2 separate regions of the Homo sapiens genome follow, and region 2 is linked to region 1. The links are chromatin loops, found by intact Hi-C in ENCODE. Cell type or tissue: heart right ventricle. All regions are shown on one strand. Links, peaks and the distances in the headings refer to the core of each region. The heading gives the core; the rest is flanking DNA.

Region 1 (7,442 bases), core at 2,886-5,385:
GGCCAGTCAGCAAATAAGCCTCTGAAGAACAAAGCTATTTACCCCAAAAGAAACTCAATGAGATCTTGGAGTGATTATATTTAGCTATGTTTTCCACATCAGTAGAAACACAGGGCTAGAGAGTTCAGTTCAGTAAATACAGACGTTTGATTTTACACACCTCAGATAAGAATTATCCTTCTCTTTAGGGGAGGAGGTTTCTGCCCTTTCCTGTTCTGCAGTTATCACCTGTGCTGTGACATTTCTCTCACTCTCTGAATCCAGGACTTAAAGAATGCTGGAGAGGGGAGCGCATACCAGGAAACCAGTGATAAGGAGCCCGACTTGGGACCTGAACCTTCAGGGAGATTTCAGTTATTGTCTGTGGTAGGCAGATGGACAGTCCACAAAGATGTCCATGTCCAGGACAAGAAAGACAGGTCGATTCTACCAAATAACATAGATAGTACAACTGAAAATATAACTAAACTGCATGAATGATGATACATGCAGGAGGAGCAATGTGGAGATAAGATAATGTAAGTAAGCCAAAATCCTGATCTTCCAGGGGAAACAATTAGTAGACATTACCTAAAAGTTTAAATAACACCTTTCATAAGCATATTATTCAGTTATGAAGGCAGCTGGCAGAGGAAGACAAAAAGGCTGTTAGAGTGGTTTCTTCCAGGGAATAAGAATAAGGGTAGGGTAGCAAAGGGAAGGAATAGGAAACTCTTGCTTTTCACAATACAGTTCCACACTCTTGTTTTCTTAAAACACCCTTGCCTGTTATGCTATTAAAATTTTAAAAATCAATGAGTAAACCCAGTATTCTGGCAAGGACTAATTTCAAAAACAATGCTTTTATTTAATTGGGGAAAAAAGTTCATTTTATTACAAACACTAAGTGAGCCTGATAATATCCACCTGAAGTCCTGCGTGTTTAGTAAGACAGCTCTCTCCAAATAAAAATGATTGCCATTTTTTTAAAAAGCCAAATACAAAAGTATTCATTTTTTATTGCTGCATAGCAAATTACCACAAATTTATTAGCTTAAAACACAAATTGATTACCTCATGGTTCTGTAGGTCGGAAGTACAGGCACAGCATGGCGATTCTCTGCTCAGAGTCTTACAGGCGGAAATCAAGATGTCAGCCAGACCTCACTTCTATCTGGTGGCTCTGGGGAAGAATCTCTTTTTCAAGCTCCTTCACATTGTTTGCTGAATTAAGTGATGGTGGTTGTACGACTTAGGTCCCTGCTTCCTTGCTGGCAAAGGCCTGCTTCCAAATGATAGGATCCTCACATCTTTACCATGTGGTCTCTTACATCTTCAAAGTCAGCAAGGGAGAATCTCTCTCCTGCCGGAGACCTCTCACTCTTAGAATCTCTTTCGCCAGCTAGAGCCCAGTCCCTTTTAAAGGCTCAGCTGATTAGCTTAGGACTACCAAGCTAGTCTCCCTATTTTAAGGTAAACTGCTTTGAGACCTTAATTACCTCAGCAAAAACTCTCCACACCTGTTACCTAGGTACCTAGATTAGCATTTGATTGCATAATCGGGAGGAGGTGTGTGTATACCAGAGAAGTGGGACTCTTGGGGTCCATTTCAGAATTGTTTCCTATAGCAAGCAAATCAAGATTATAATCTCTCCAATAGGAATTAATAGGTTTACATACTGCAGGTCAAAAATCTTTAAGTATATAAATGCAATGCTGAATTTTTTTCCAGCATTACTGAGAAATAATTGACAAACACTGCAAATATTTAGGGTGTGTGCTGTTTTGATATATGATATATACTGTAAAATAATTGCCACAGCAAAGCTAATTAACATATCCATCATCTCACAGGTGTGTGTGTGTGTGTGTGTGTGTGTGTGTGTGTGTGCATGAACATTTAAGAACTACTCTCTTACCGTATATCAAGGAGCCTGTCTTCCAGAAATAAGGTTTCTTGATAAGATGGTCTACTGTTAAGGTACAGTAAGTAAAACTTAGGAACAACTTAAAGGAAAGCAATATGACATAAAAATTCTGAAAGCCAACTCCACATATTTAAAAAACTCAGTTCAATCATATCTAGGTAATTGATAAATCTCATTATGGTAGCTTAATGATTTTTAAAATATTTTAAATCAAAGTTTACATGGTGAAAGAATGCTCTATAGAGGACTAAGGAAGCACTAATCAATTTAATGATGTGGGAAAATTAATTCAAAATTAATAATGAAAATGACTAATTTTCATATATTTTAGCCATTTCCCCAAATTAGTTAGGAAATGTGCTTTAGAGAAAATCATCAAGGAAGAAATAAGACTAGATTTAAGGTTACAGCCAGGGAAAGTTATTAATTAGTAGCAAGAGTATATCCCATTAGCTTTGCCAATCAAAATTATTGTTACAGAAATTATAAAATGCATACTCTTTTGTATATATTTATTGTTCCTCTCTCTTTGATAATCCTTAGCATTATCACTTAATGTAAGAAAGAACAGGACAGGGAATTAAGTAACCTCAGTTCTCATCCTGCTGTGCAACTTTGGAAAAGTCATTTATTTCTGGGCCTCACTAACTGTGTCTGTAAAATAAAACCATTTTAGAATTTGGGAGCTGAAATGGACCTTTGAGATCATGATCTTTATAGTTCCACCCAGTTCTAAAGTCATATTTACACAAACATCAACTTTTAGAGAGGGAATATATTCCACGTTGAGAAATGTATTACTTTAACGGATGTAACAGGATATTTTGTTTCCTGATTGGAATAAGTTATCACTTTTAATTTTAGAATAAGTTTCTACAGATGTTTTAGCATTTCAATAAGTGAATCCTCTTGCTCCTGCTCCCATACCCTTGCAATTCAACACAATGACTACTCTTTTGCTTATGTAGTCAAGTTCTCTATTTACATCAGTTGAAAGAATTTCATTATCCTACAAAGTTACAGATGCTTCCAATTTTAAGGCATAATGTATTATAATCAATTTGGTTTTCTTGTAATAATAAAGCCTTGTCAGTGACCTGCTTGGCATGATGTACAAAAAAAGAGAGAAGGCAGAATTCACAGTTATTCTGAACTTTAGTATTATATTGACATTCCTGGACCTCTGATATAATTTAATTCAATTCACATTTACTGAGAATTGTATCTGATTTTGTGCCATAGCATAAGTTTCCTAGGGGCATCTTTTTATCCTAAGCACAAAGCACAATGTTTAGAACTTAGTGGGTTTTCAAAATGTTTCCAGAATGACTATATATAATTCACGGTCTCTGCTTCCAGAGAGCTTATAATATAGCAGGAAAGATGGAAATATGACAAATGACAAAATGAAATAAAATACTAAATCACATGGCGGTGTCTGTGTTATACAGAGTGGCCACCAGAGATGTTAATGTTGTAAACCCTGGAACCTGTGAATATGTTGTTACACAGCAAAAGAAAACTTAGGTTGCAGATGGAATAAGGTTCTGATCAGATGACCTTAAAGCACATGAGCTCTTAAGTCAGAATGAGAAAGACAGAAGAGTGAGTCAGACAGATGTGACATAAGAAAAAACAGATACACCTTCATTGGCTTAGAAGAGGTAGAAATGGGGTCAAAAAAGCCAAAAAAAAAACCAAAAAAAAAAAAAACAAAAAAAAAACATGGGTGAATGCTAGAAGCACAGAGCAGCAAGGAAACAGTTTCTTCCGTACAGCCTCCGGAAAAGAACACGGCCCTGCTGATACCTTGATCTTAGCCCACTAAGACTCATTTCAGAATTCTAACCTACAGAACTGCGAGAATACACTTGTGCCGTTGTTTTACGACACTGTTTGTGGTATAATAGTTTGTTATGGAAGGCAGGGGAAACGAAGCTGACGTCACAGAATTAGTTTCACCTGTGAAAAGGCTTCACTGTACTGGTATTTCACTGAGCCCTGAAAGGTTTGGGTGCAGTGGAGGAAAACAGTTGTCTGGAGTTAAATTCTCGCTATTTCAAATATGGTCCTTTCTGAACAGCACTGGTGGAAAATGCCCAATTTTTGGAAATGCGAAATGTCACCTTGGAAATGCAAAATGTCACCTCAGGCTGCACAACAGACCTACTGAGTCAGCATCAGCATTTTAACAAGATCCTCAAATAATTTGCATTCATATTAAAGTTTGAGAAGCACTAGGTTAAATTTAATAAAAACTTTTTAAAGGTGCAGAAATCTTTGATTCTTCTTTTTTGACACACAAATGGTTGGAAAAAAGTATTTAAACACACCAGGTTGCTATTTGTTACCACTGCCAATAGGAAAAATAAAAAAAATCTGCTCTTAATGAAGAAGGCCTTTCACCCTTTAGTAAAATCCATCTGCCCCTACGTACAAAGGATTTTCCTTCTTTGAAAACTCCCATGAGTTGAAAGATTATAAATGTCAAGATTTTATTACCTTAAATAAATATTAGAATCCCTGGAAGAATACTCATAGAGCCATCTTGTGGAGGACAAAATAATTTCAATCACAATACATTTTCTTTAATTACTTTAATATAAAAGACAGCAGTTTCACATTTCACATATTTGAAAAACATTTCAAAACCCTCTAACAAGTATTTAATGAAAATAAATTTATCGAAGAGAAACAATGACCACAAAATTAATACTACCAAATCATTACTGAGACTTTTTGCATTACAATATTTGGAGAGTAGGTGAAGAAAATATAGAACAGAACATGAACATTTTAAAATGATATTCCACCCAAGCTTTATCTTTTTGCTAAATCTTGTGGACACTAGAATATATATTCAAGATGTTGGTAAAGATATTCAGCAAGCCATACTTCAAAGATGTTAAAACAGCCCTCCACCAATAATATGGCATTGCAAACCCTTCTATCCCATCCCTTTTCAGTTAAAAGAGAGAATATTAACAGAGATTTAGTAATAGTGACCAAAATAAGAAATCAGTATAGTCAAGAAAGATATGTAATTATTCAACATCATTTGGTACGGATAGATCAATGCAACTCACTAAGTGGACAACATTGTGAGGGGAGTGGGTAACATGATTCAGAGTCCTGTGGGTAAATTCATATGCAATAATCTTATTCCAATCAATCTGTAAAGTAAAAGCACTACATCCACATTAACATTATAACATCTTACAGTAATATAAAAGCCAAATCATTGTTGGTACGTCATTTTCTTTAAAGTGAACAATTTAAGAAAACTTCACAAGAGTCTGCACTTTGGAAAGATACGATCAGAGTACACAGTAGAGACAAAACAGGCATCTTCATTGTAATTTTTTTTAATAAATAAAAGCACATTAACAAAAAAGGAAGGTAAGCAGCACCGGAAGCCTTTGACGTTTGTAACTAAATGCTGGTACTCAAATGGTCTAGCTGGTTAAGTTTCACTAGGAGGCGCAAAAAAGGAGCCGTTTTTGACTTAACATTTTAATTCTAGTAGAGATAAGAAGAGCTTGTGTGGGCTTACAGTCCTTCACCTGACTGTCCTTCACCAGTGAGTAGCATACCAGTTCTTCAAATGTCCTATACTTTGGAAAGCAGACCCGACTCTGGAGCACTCGCCTTAATTAGATTCTGAATTTCCTTGAATTTTGGATGGTCCTTATCAGCTACCAGCTGAAGCAGAACAGCCTCACTCGTGGTCACTATGATCCCGGTTCGAGCGAGACGCTTGAACAAAAAGATAAAGGCAAATCAAGAAATAAGCATGAGAATGAACACTATTTCAGAAGAGTAACACTATGCTGGGATGCAATAATTAGTGTCCTCTACTGAAACCGTGGTTCCCAGCCATACCATCAAGTTCAGTGATGGGGATGGATTTCAAGACCAGGCATACCACAAAGTCAATATGATTATTCTTAATATTAGTAAAATGGAGTAGAACGAGTAAAAGGGAACAGGTAGCCAAAGTTATGACATATATGTGCCCAGAACAGGAAAGTCATCAAGGCAAATGACTGTAAAACATGAGATGAGAGAGAGAAAAGGAATGGTTGTTACTACGTGCCCATCACTGAACATCTGGACATTTAGTTGCTGCTATTTCCTGAACACTCCTGGCAGGTTTGTGCTTCATGTCTTACTCATTCATTGACTCAAATGAGGGCTGCTTGTGACTTCTAAATTTATTAAACTTTTATTTCTATTTCTACTACTGAGATTTTTTAAAAGGTGCCTCTGTCCACTTTTCCCCCTCTGTAGTTTAACTGATAATACATGAGATCGTGATGCATATTAATACTTATGCCTGGCACCCCTGGCATTTTGTAGCTCTTCATGTTTTAAAAATCGAGGGGAGCGTAATATTTTAAAGCTCCATTAGCTGTACTACAGATATAATTGTAGCTGCTAGAACATTACATTAGTAATTTACTATCAAATTTCATATAAATTGTTTAATTGGATTAAAACTACTATAAGAATTAAAATGATGGTTCTTAATTTCTTTTTACTGCACCCAAACATCTGACCTATAGCATATGAGTCCTTCCTATAATTAACAGTTCCCTTGTCTAGAAATGACTGGTGCTAAAAGAGCTCTCTCTGTGTCAGGAGACTCCCTGGATGATAAGAGAACCACCACTACTGCTGCCATCATGAACATTTTAATACCACTAAACAAGAGTGTAAAATTCAAGGTTGTGTAAAGTTTCACTGACAGGTCAAAGAATATCCTTGCCAAACTGCCCCAGTGGAATCATAATACTAAGGACAGAAAGCTCAAGGAGGAAAAGAGAGACAGAAAGGAGAAGGCAAAGGGGAAAGAAGGGAAGGAAGAGAGCAAAGAACAGAAAGTCGGGGGTAAAGGGTAGAGAGAGGAAAGGAGGAAAATAGAAGAATTCTATAGCACAGATTCATTCTCTGGATTTATGTGTTATCAGAAATCCCAGGGAAAAAAAAGACACAAACTGTTATCACAAAAAGCATATATGTAAAAAGCATGAAAGAGGAAGTGGTTGGAAACAATTCCTAGGTAAGTCAGAGGCAAAAACCCAGGAAGCCCTTGCATAGCCAAAATATCCTTGCAGAGTGTAAGTCAGTCTTCCTTCAATGGCTGTACATCAGCAGACTGAACCTTTCCACTGGCAGACTCTTTATTTTTATCCGTAATGAAGTATAAGGGAGTATAAGCCATAACCTACTTGTCAGAAAGCAAGCTTGGACCTTAATGACCAGTACAGAAAAGGGTGCAGAGCAGCTAACCAGAACTTTGCAGCAATTTTTTAAAAAAAACAAAATAAAACAAAACAAAAACAGCAGCTATTTATGGGGGGGTTGGGGGCCTGGAGTAAGGCCATAAGCTCAGACACACACCAGGGGTGAGTTATCTCTGAGTATTTTTTTAAGACTTCTGGAAGCCCTAATTTCCTCCTCCTTGCTTTATAGTCAGCTGATTAATCATATCAAAACCATTCAAAAATATGAAAAGATCGTGTGCTTGCTTCA
Region 2 (7,442 bases), core at 2,391-4,890, 210 kb after region 1:
TGATACAATCATACTTGAGTTTTAATGAGGTCACCCAGGATGTTGTATTGAACAGACTAATGGGACAAGGGCAAAATTGGGACACCAGTTAGGAAGCTATTGCACTAATACACTCAAGGAGTGAGCGTATCTTGGACCCAGCTGACAGTAGTGAAGATGGAGAAAAGCAGTAGGAGTTTGGATGTTTTAAGACAATGGAACTGACAGTGTATGCTGATAAATTAGAAGTTCAGGCAAGGCATGGTGGCTCACACCTGTAATCCCAACACTTTGGGAGGCCAAAGTGAGTGGATCTCTTGAGTCTAGGAATTGGAGACTAGCCTGGGCAACATGGCAAAAAATACTAAAAATACAAAAATTTGCTGGATGTGGTGGTGTGTGCCTGTAGTCCCAGCAACCTGGGAGGCTGAGGTAGGAGGAATGCTTGAGCCCAGGGAGGTTGAGTTTGCAGCAAGCTGTGATCACACCCTTGTACTCCAGCCTTGGTGACAGAGTGAGACCTTGTCTTTAAAGAAAAAAAAAGAAAGAAAGAAAAGAAGACAGAGAACTTAAGATGTTAGAGAAAGAAGCAGCCATAGGCAACCCCAAGTCTTTGACCTGAATCATCAGAAAGACAGAATTTCCAGGAGTTCAGTTTTAGCAATGTTAAATTTGAGAAGCCTATGAGACCTTCAAATAGCAATATTGAGGGGGCATTGAGGTCTAGAGTGGAGGGAGAAAGTCTTGACTGGAGATATGAATTTGGAAATCATCACATGGTTTAAAGCCATTAGACTAATTAGATAACCAAGGGAGGGAATATAACTGGAAAGAAAGTCCAATGACTAAGCCCTGTGGTTCTCCAATATTGAACAGTCAGAGAAAAGAAGAGTAACCAGCAAAGGAGGTCTATCTACAGGGAACCAGAAAGAATGGCCAGGACTGTGAGAATGAATTGGGAGTCACTAATACATATATTATGGGTGAAGACCACAAGATTATCCTGGGTTTGGGGTGGGGAGGGTGTATGGAACAAAAGAAGTGGGTTAAGACTGGAAGCTAGAACCCTGGGAGACACCAACTTTTAAGAGAAACAAGTGCAAAAAGAGAAGCAAGCAAAAGAATGGGAGAAAATGTGCTCAGAGAGGCCTATTGACAGCTAGGACAAAGACATGTCATAGACCCAAGCAGAGATCTGCAAGGTAAAATTAAAATTCAATTTCATTTGCAACAAAAGGTCAAGTAAGATGAGGACTGAGAACAGTTCCTCAGATTTGGCAGTTGTGATATTGCTGGTGAGATTTTACAAAGGAATTATGGAAAATTAGGGATGAAGAAAGGGAGACAATGAAGGTAGTAGGTATAGACTATTCTTCTGAATAAATTCATGATGAGAAGGGGAAATAGTTTGGAGGCATCTGAGTAATGTGGAGATTGCTTTGGATAGGAGGCATCTAGAGCATGTTATTAAGAATAAAGAAGCAGATATAGAATGACAAAAGAAGAGAGAGAATGCTGGAGATCGATCTAGTATATGAGCATATTTTCTTACACAGATATATACACATTTTGCCTAAGAATAAATCGATTTAATTTCCACGTTAGAAAATTGAGACTATGATAAATGAGTTGTCCAAGATGACATGGATATTAATATATTTAACCTCTGAATCACTTTGATCTAGTTGATTCTAAGTCAGTCAAGACATTTAATAGCAAAAAGATGATCTGTGAGTGCTTTCAAGTGCAAAAAAGCTAGAATGAGACAAAAGGGTGATATAATTAAATGTGACATATTCTATTTGAGATTTGGCTGGCAGAATTTCCACTCCAAATCAAAAGGTAGCTTGTAAGGCATGATGCACTTCACTTTCCTCTACCTTTGGACAATTCTCCCTCTTCTGTTTCAGGTCAGAATTATTTTGTCTAGTCTATGAACAGAAATATAAACCTGTTTTTTCTAATCATGTCATATCTCCACTATTTTTTTATTTAATAGACAATGATCTTCCTTGATCTTAAAAGCTGAAAAAAGTGGCATGATTTTCTCCTACTGTAAACTATTCCTCAAGCAGATGACACTCTTTCTTTGAGCTGCCAAGTTTGAGATCAGTAAGCAGTTATATCATAAGGTAGGAGACAGTATATGCATTAATTTCTTAAAATATTTTCCCACTTCATTTATGTAAGTTCTTCACCAGGAGAAATGTCAGTCACGAGTTTGTGCCTGTGAAATTTTTTTGTGTTGTACATTTGCTCTGTATTTGCCAGTATGTCTAATAAAAACCAATAAGATTCAAGGAGATAACTTACAGAACCTCAAGCAAGAATTATGATATTTGATTGAGAGAGAAAAGAGAGGCCTTGTGTACCTTGGGAAGTTTTCTTTATTAGAGGTTAGGAATGTTTGGAAAATCATGGCCGCTATTGAAGGGAAAGAACTAGCTTCATTCTCTGTGATCTCAAATCATTAAAAATTAAAGAAATAATTTTATTATTCATATTTGCTTAATTTACATAACCAGAGCTTCACATCTATGTCAGGATATGAGTAAAAGTGATATTATTATCCATATTGACTAAATAGAACCCAAATACCACGAAGTTTGAATGGCAGCATGAGGGTCCTTAGTAGTCGCGTAGAACAGGAATGAGAACTTCTACCTCTCCATCCTTAGGTTAGAGCTCTTTTATTTATGACACTTGTTCTGTTTAAATACACCTACCATCTTGCTACAATTATTTCAATTGTTCCAACCTTTATGGCAATACATACTTTCAACACATGTTTAGTGAATACCCACCAAGTGCAGGCACTATTCTGGAAGTTGGGGATACAACCATGAACAAGCCTGACAAAATCCTTTCTCTTGCAAAGCTTACATATTACTAGGGGAGAACAATAAACAAATAAATAAGTAAAGGTATGGTAGATTGGTTGACAATAATAAATTAGAATCAGGGAGGGAGAGGAATACTAGAGGTACAAATGGTGTTATGATGTCTTTTTTTTTTTTTTTACAGGGCAATCATGGAGGTCTTCATAGAAATGAATTGAGCAGATACCTATGAAACTTGAAAAAGCAATGTGAAATCTAGGGGAAGAACTTTATAGAGGGAACAGCAATTTGAGATTATTTCTCTTGTGAGTCTAAATCGAAAGAGAGGTCAAATAACATTTGTGAGGAAGGATATATCCTCTCATGGGCCTAAAAGTAAATAGGTTTTTTCCCCCCCCGACCAGGTAGCTTAATTTGTAAAAGAACAAATTTTGATCTGATATTATAGAGGGAAAAATACGTGTTGCTCTTGAACTTAAGAAGATGAACAACAACAAAATAAGCAATAATAATAAGCAACAACAAAAAAGCAATAATATAAACTACTTATATTCTAGAAGGTAGAAGGCTACCCTTTAAATCATCCAAAACCCAGAGACATTAAAACTATACACAAATGATTACTGTAAATAGGCACCCTTGCATGTGCTGCCATCTTGTGGTACAGGAGAAAAGTGTTATTATTTGACTGTATTAATGACTACTACCCACGTTCTTAGTTGACCACATCTGTGTCCTGGGAGAGAAAAGTATGCTTTATAACTGATCTTTAAGATTAAATACCTTTGAATTAAATTAACATTGTATAAAGCAACTTAAAAGTGTAAATTATGAAAATAAAGACTTTATCAGCTTGACTGTTTAAAAATTACTTCACAATACATAAATTTTTTTCACAATGCACAATACATAATTTTAAGCTTAATCTCAATATCGTGTAATACCCAACTCAACCTCTTTCTCTACTTAGGCAGATCTTGTCTTTCATTCTTGTTTAATTGCTTTCTATATGTTATACAAGATACACAATGATAGTTTTCACTCTTCCCCAGTCCACTTTTGTACTATTTAGCCCTACATGACTTGAATGGACTGGTTGCCTGGGTAATTATGAGCAGTGTACTTGGAAGAATAGGATTCCTGAGGGGAAGCTTCCCAAGAAAGCGAATTAATCTATCTTGGAAAGTAACTCCCTTGTCTCCTGGAGTGTTAAAGAACATCTCCTATGGTATGTCATTATGACACATTTGTCTTAAGAGAAAAAATGTTTGAGAGATTGCTTTATGGTAACACCTAGTCACAGATTTAACCTTTGCCTCCATCTGAAAGAAAAGTTGGCCAGCAAACCAAAAGTCTGGGAGAAGCCATCAAGAGGTCAAAATTGTGCAAGACTCCTTGTTTACTTGAACCATCTTACAGAGTCATTCCTTCAGATTCACATAATTTTCCCTTAGTTCAACATACAAAGCAAGACATTTAAGTTAAGTCTACTCATCTATATAGCGCTCTGTGTTCCTGCTCACACCTGACCCCAGATCCACCACTTTAAAATATTGTGTGTGTCACTGGGGCCTGTCGGGCAGTGGGGGGCTAGGGGAGGGATAGCATTAGGAGAAATACCTAATGTAGATGATGGGTTGATGGGCGCAGCAGACCACCATGGCACATGTATACCTATGTAACAAACCTGCACATTCTGCACATGTATCCCAGAACTTAAAGTATAACAAAAAAAATTTAAAAAAAAATATATGTGTGTATGTGGTGATGAGGTCTCTCTATGTTGTCCAGGAGATGAGGTCTCTCTGTGTTGACCAGGCTGGTCTTGAACTTCTGGCCTCAAGTGATCCTCCCACCTTGGTCTCCCAAAGTGCTGGGATTACAGGCATAAGCTACCACACACGGCCTCATCATTTTTATTTTGCAATGGATTGCTACATGGTGCATCTTACAGACCAATCTTATGTCATCTACTAGACAGTATTTTTATATTGTCAAAAGGTATTACATTTACGTTTGGTTCTATAATGGTAACTACCCGTTGTTTAACCTTGGTTTCAATTTAAACAGATTTCAGTGTTTATGGCAGAGATGGCCAGCGGGCCTCCTATATCTACTCTTCACTCCTTGTCTGTTAGAAGTAACAGAAATCCCAACATTCACTTGCACACTCAGTGCCCAGAATGAAGAGTGCATTTCCCAGCCTTCTAGACATGGCTATATGACTAAGTTCTAGCCCATGAAAAGGAAGCATAAGTGTTGAGTGATTCCTTCTGGGGGCCTTTATTAAAAGACAGCTTGCACCCTATATGTTTCTTTTTTAAAATATTCGATCTCAAAAAGTAGCATATGAATGGGAGGACTCTATTAGGTAGGAAATAAATCTTACAAAATTTTGAGGATGCAATACATCTAAGTTAAGATTTTAGAAGCCTAATAGATGGGGCACGTCAAGACATTCCCTCCAAAATAAAAAACAAATTCCTTCTTTTTGAAGCCTGGTCCCCTGATGGACTATTCAGCTCCAACCTCCCCGCTGGATCGACTGTGATCTCTGTTGCAAACACCTCTCAGTTCTGCTTCCCTGTCTACCCAATCCTGCTTCCCCAACTCTGTATAGGTGAAAGGAGAGGAGCAGCAGCCCCACCTACCTCCAGTTAAACTCCTTCACACATACTTCTACTTCTGCATTGTTTTTCTTGCAACTCAATCGAAGACACCTCTCAGTGTCTGGCCATCTCCACTCAGATCTACTTGATGTACAAGTTCTTTTGAACCCCACATGGCCTAATGTTAAGCGTGTTTGATGTTGAACTCTAACCCTCCCCTATTTATTTCAGTGTAGTTACATACAGTTATATACACTACACATATGATCCTATACATGCATATGTAGATTTTCAAAAGACTAGAAAACAGAAAAAATATATACAGAATTATCTCTAGATGGTGAATTACTTTTATCATTTTTTACCCATCTTTTTTCTAAAAATAAAATTGATTGTTTTTATAACAATGAAGATAATTTTAAAATAAAACAAAAAACTACACATCTAAATAATAATTACAACAATAACTACCAACCAGGAATACCAAATATGCAAAATAAGTTAGATGAATTTGTAATACCAACTCCATTTTTGGTTACTGATAAGCCCATAATTTATCCCATGTCTATCTCTTTCCTCATGCCAAGCAGAGTAGTGGGAACAATTTTGCGGCACTAGCTAGAAATATTTCAACCCTCAGAAAGAAAGAGAAAGAAAAAAATGGGCTATTTTTGCAATCTCTGTCAAGTGATATTTCTGCTGTAATCTGCTTTGAGTCAAGTAAAAGATAAATACACTGAAAATGTGAAGTGAGAACCACATTGTAACACCTTCACTTAGTATTCTTCCAAGTTAATCGGCATAGATGACCCTTGACAATTTTTTTAGGAGGGGCCTAAGATGGTTTTATTATTATTGGAAACTCTAGAATGAATTGCCGGGTTACCTTTTGCCATTTGAGATTCTGGCTTTCAACCTTAACTTTCCTGAGATAGAATCCATTTAGTAGTGTCTCTCTTCTTTTACCTTCTGGTCCTATTCTACACTGTTTTCCAATTTTTGATGCATTTCTTGGAGGGACAAAAATCTCATAATTCCTTAAAGATTTAAAGCTAATGCTTTTTTAGAGATTTCTTTCTGTAGGGCTACTATCTAGCTGCATAGAGTCAGACCAGTTCTTTCTTAGAGCAGATAACGTTGGCTTTTTCCATTTTTTCTTTTTGAGGCCGGCCTTTTTTTTTTTTTGCATATAGGGATAATCATAAGCCAAAGTCACAATGAGAACACCTACAATGTTCTGTGTGTGTATGTGCATTTGCATGCTTGTGTGTGTGTGCCTGACTTGTGTGAGAAGTCTCTATAGGATTTCATGTGTCTGGCAGACAAGTGGCTTTATCTCTTAACACAATACATTTGTTCTTTCAGCTCTGTAAGTCCAACTTTATTAATGCCACATTTTACAAATTATATCTTTATCCCTCTAAAGTTATAGAAGACTTTAATTTTAAGAATAAATAGAAGGTTCTTAAATAAAAACATTAACTAGTCCTAAAATTATGTGGTCGATTATTAAATAATATTACCACAGCTGAATGCTTTGGAAGATTAACAATGAAGGATATAAAATGTCATATGGCCGTGATATTTATGTATTCATCTTAAGTTGTTTTAATTTTCAGTGTTCCTACGATCATAAGCATGCCTGCACATACTCTTGAATGAGGACTGGATGGTAACCATCCCTGTGAATACCATTCCTTTGTTTTTGTGCTTGTTTGAGCATGATTATCTTCTCACTAAATTCTTGGCTCTGGAGCTAGGAGCTTTGGTTCATATTTTTACTCTATAGCAATTAGTACAGTGCCAGTGTTTTGCACATAGATGATGCTAATCACTATTTGTAGCTATATTAATAGCTAACAGCTATTGATTAATAGGTAAAATATTTATATTGCGATGAAACTCACCATTTATAATTAGTGTTGCCATCTTTGAGTAAGGATAAACAATTGATACTATTTGGTTTAACAGTAAGTGAACGGCTGTGCACCCATATTCTGATGTTAACCTGAGC

The links. Hi-C counts contacts between places; a loop is a spot of excess contacts. Peaks named below come from ENCODE experiments on the same cell type or tissue, not always from the same donor. Only the 100,000 strongest peaks of a DNase experiment are listed, where the experiment ranks them.
Region 2: it touches region 1 in a loop (2.5-fold over the local background); 32 of 110 quality-filtered maps call a loop at or near these places.

The regions. Positions count from the first base shown.
Region 1 is chr5:129,111,076-129,118,517 of GRCh38, reverse strand. It overlaps ISOC1 (isochorismatase domain containing 1), which reads right to left. Exons shown (of 5, transcript NM_016048.2): 5 at 4,490-5,663. The coding sequence ends at 5,517. Among named protein-coding and RNA genes, the nearest start is that of MIR4633, 17 kb to the right of the region's middle. In heart right ventricle, for the core only: a CTCF peak has its summit at 4,435 (motif pointing left); no DNase peak of the experiment used is centred there.
Region 2 is chr5:128,901,743-128,909,184 of GRCh38, reverse strand. The region is part of intron 6 of LOC105379168 (a long non-coding RNA gene); the gene reads right to left. Among named protein-coding and RNA genes, the nearest start is that of SLC27A6, 60 kb to the left of the region's middle. In heart right ventricle, for the core only: a CTCF peak has its summit at 3,470 (motif pointing left); no DNase peak of the experiment used is centred there.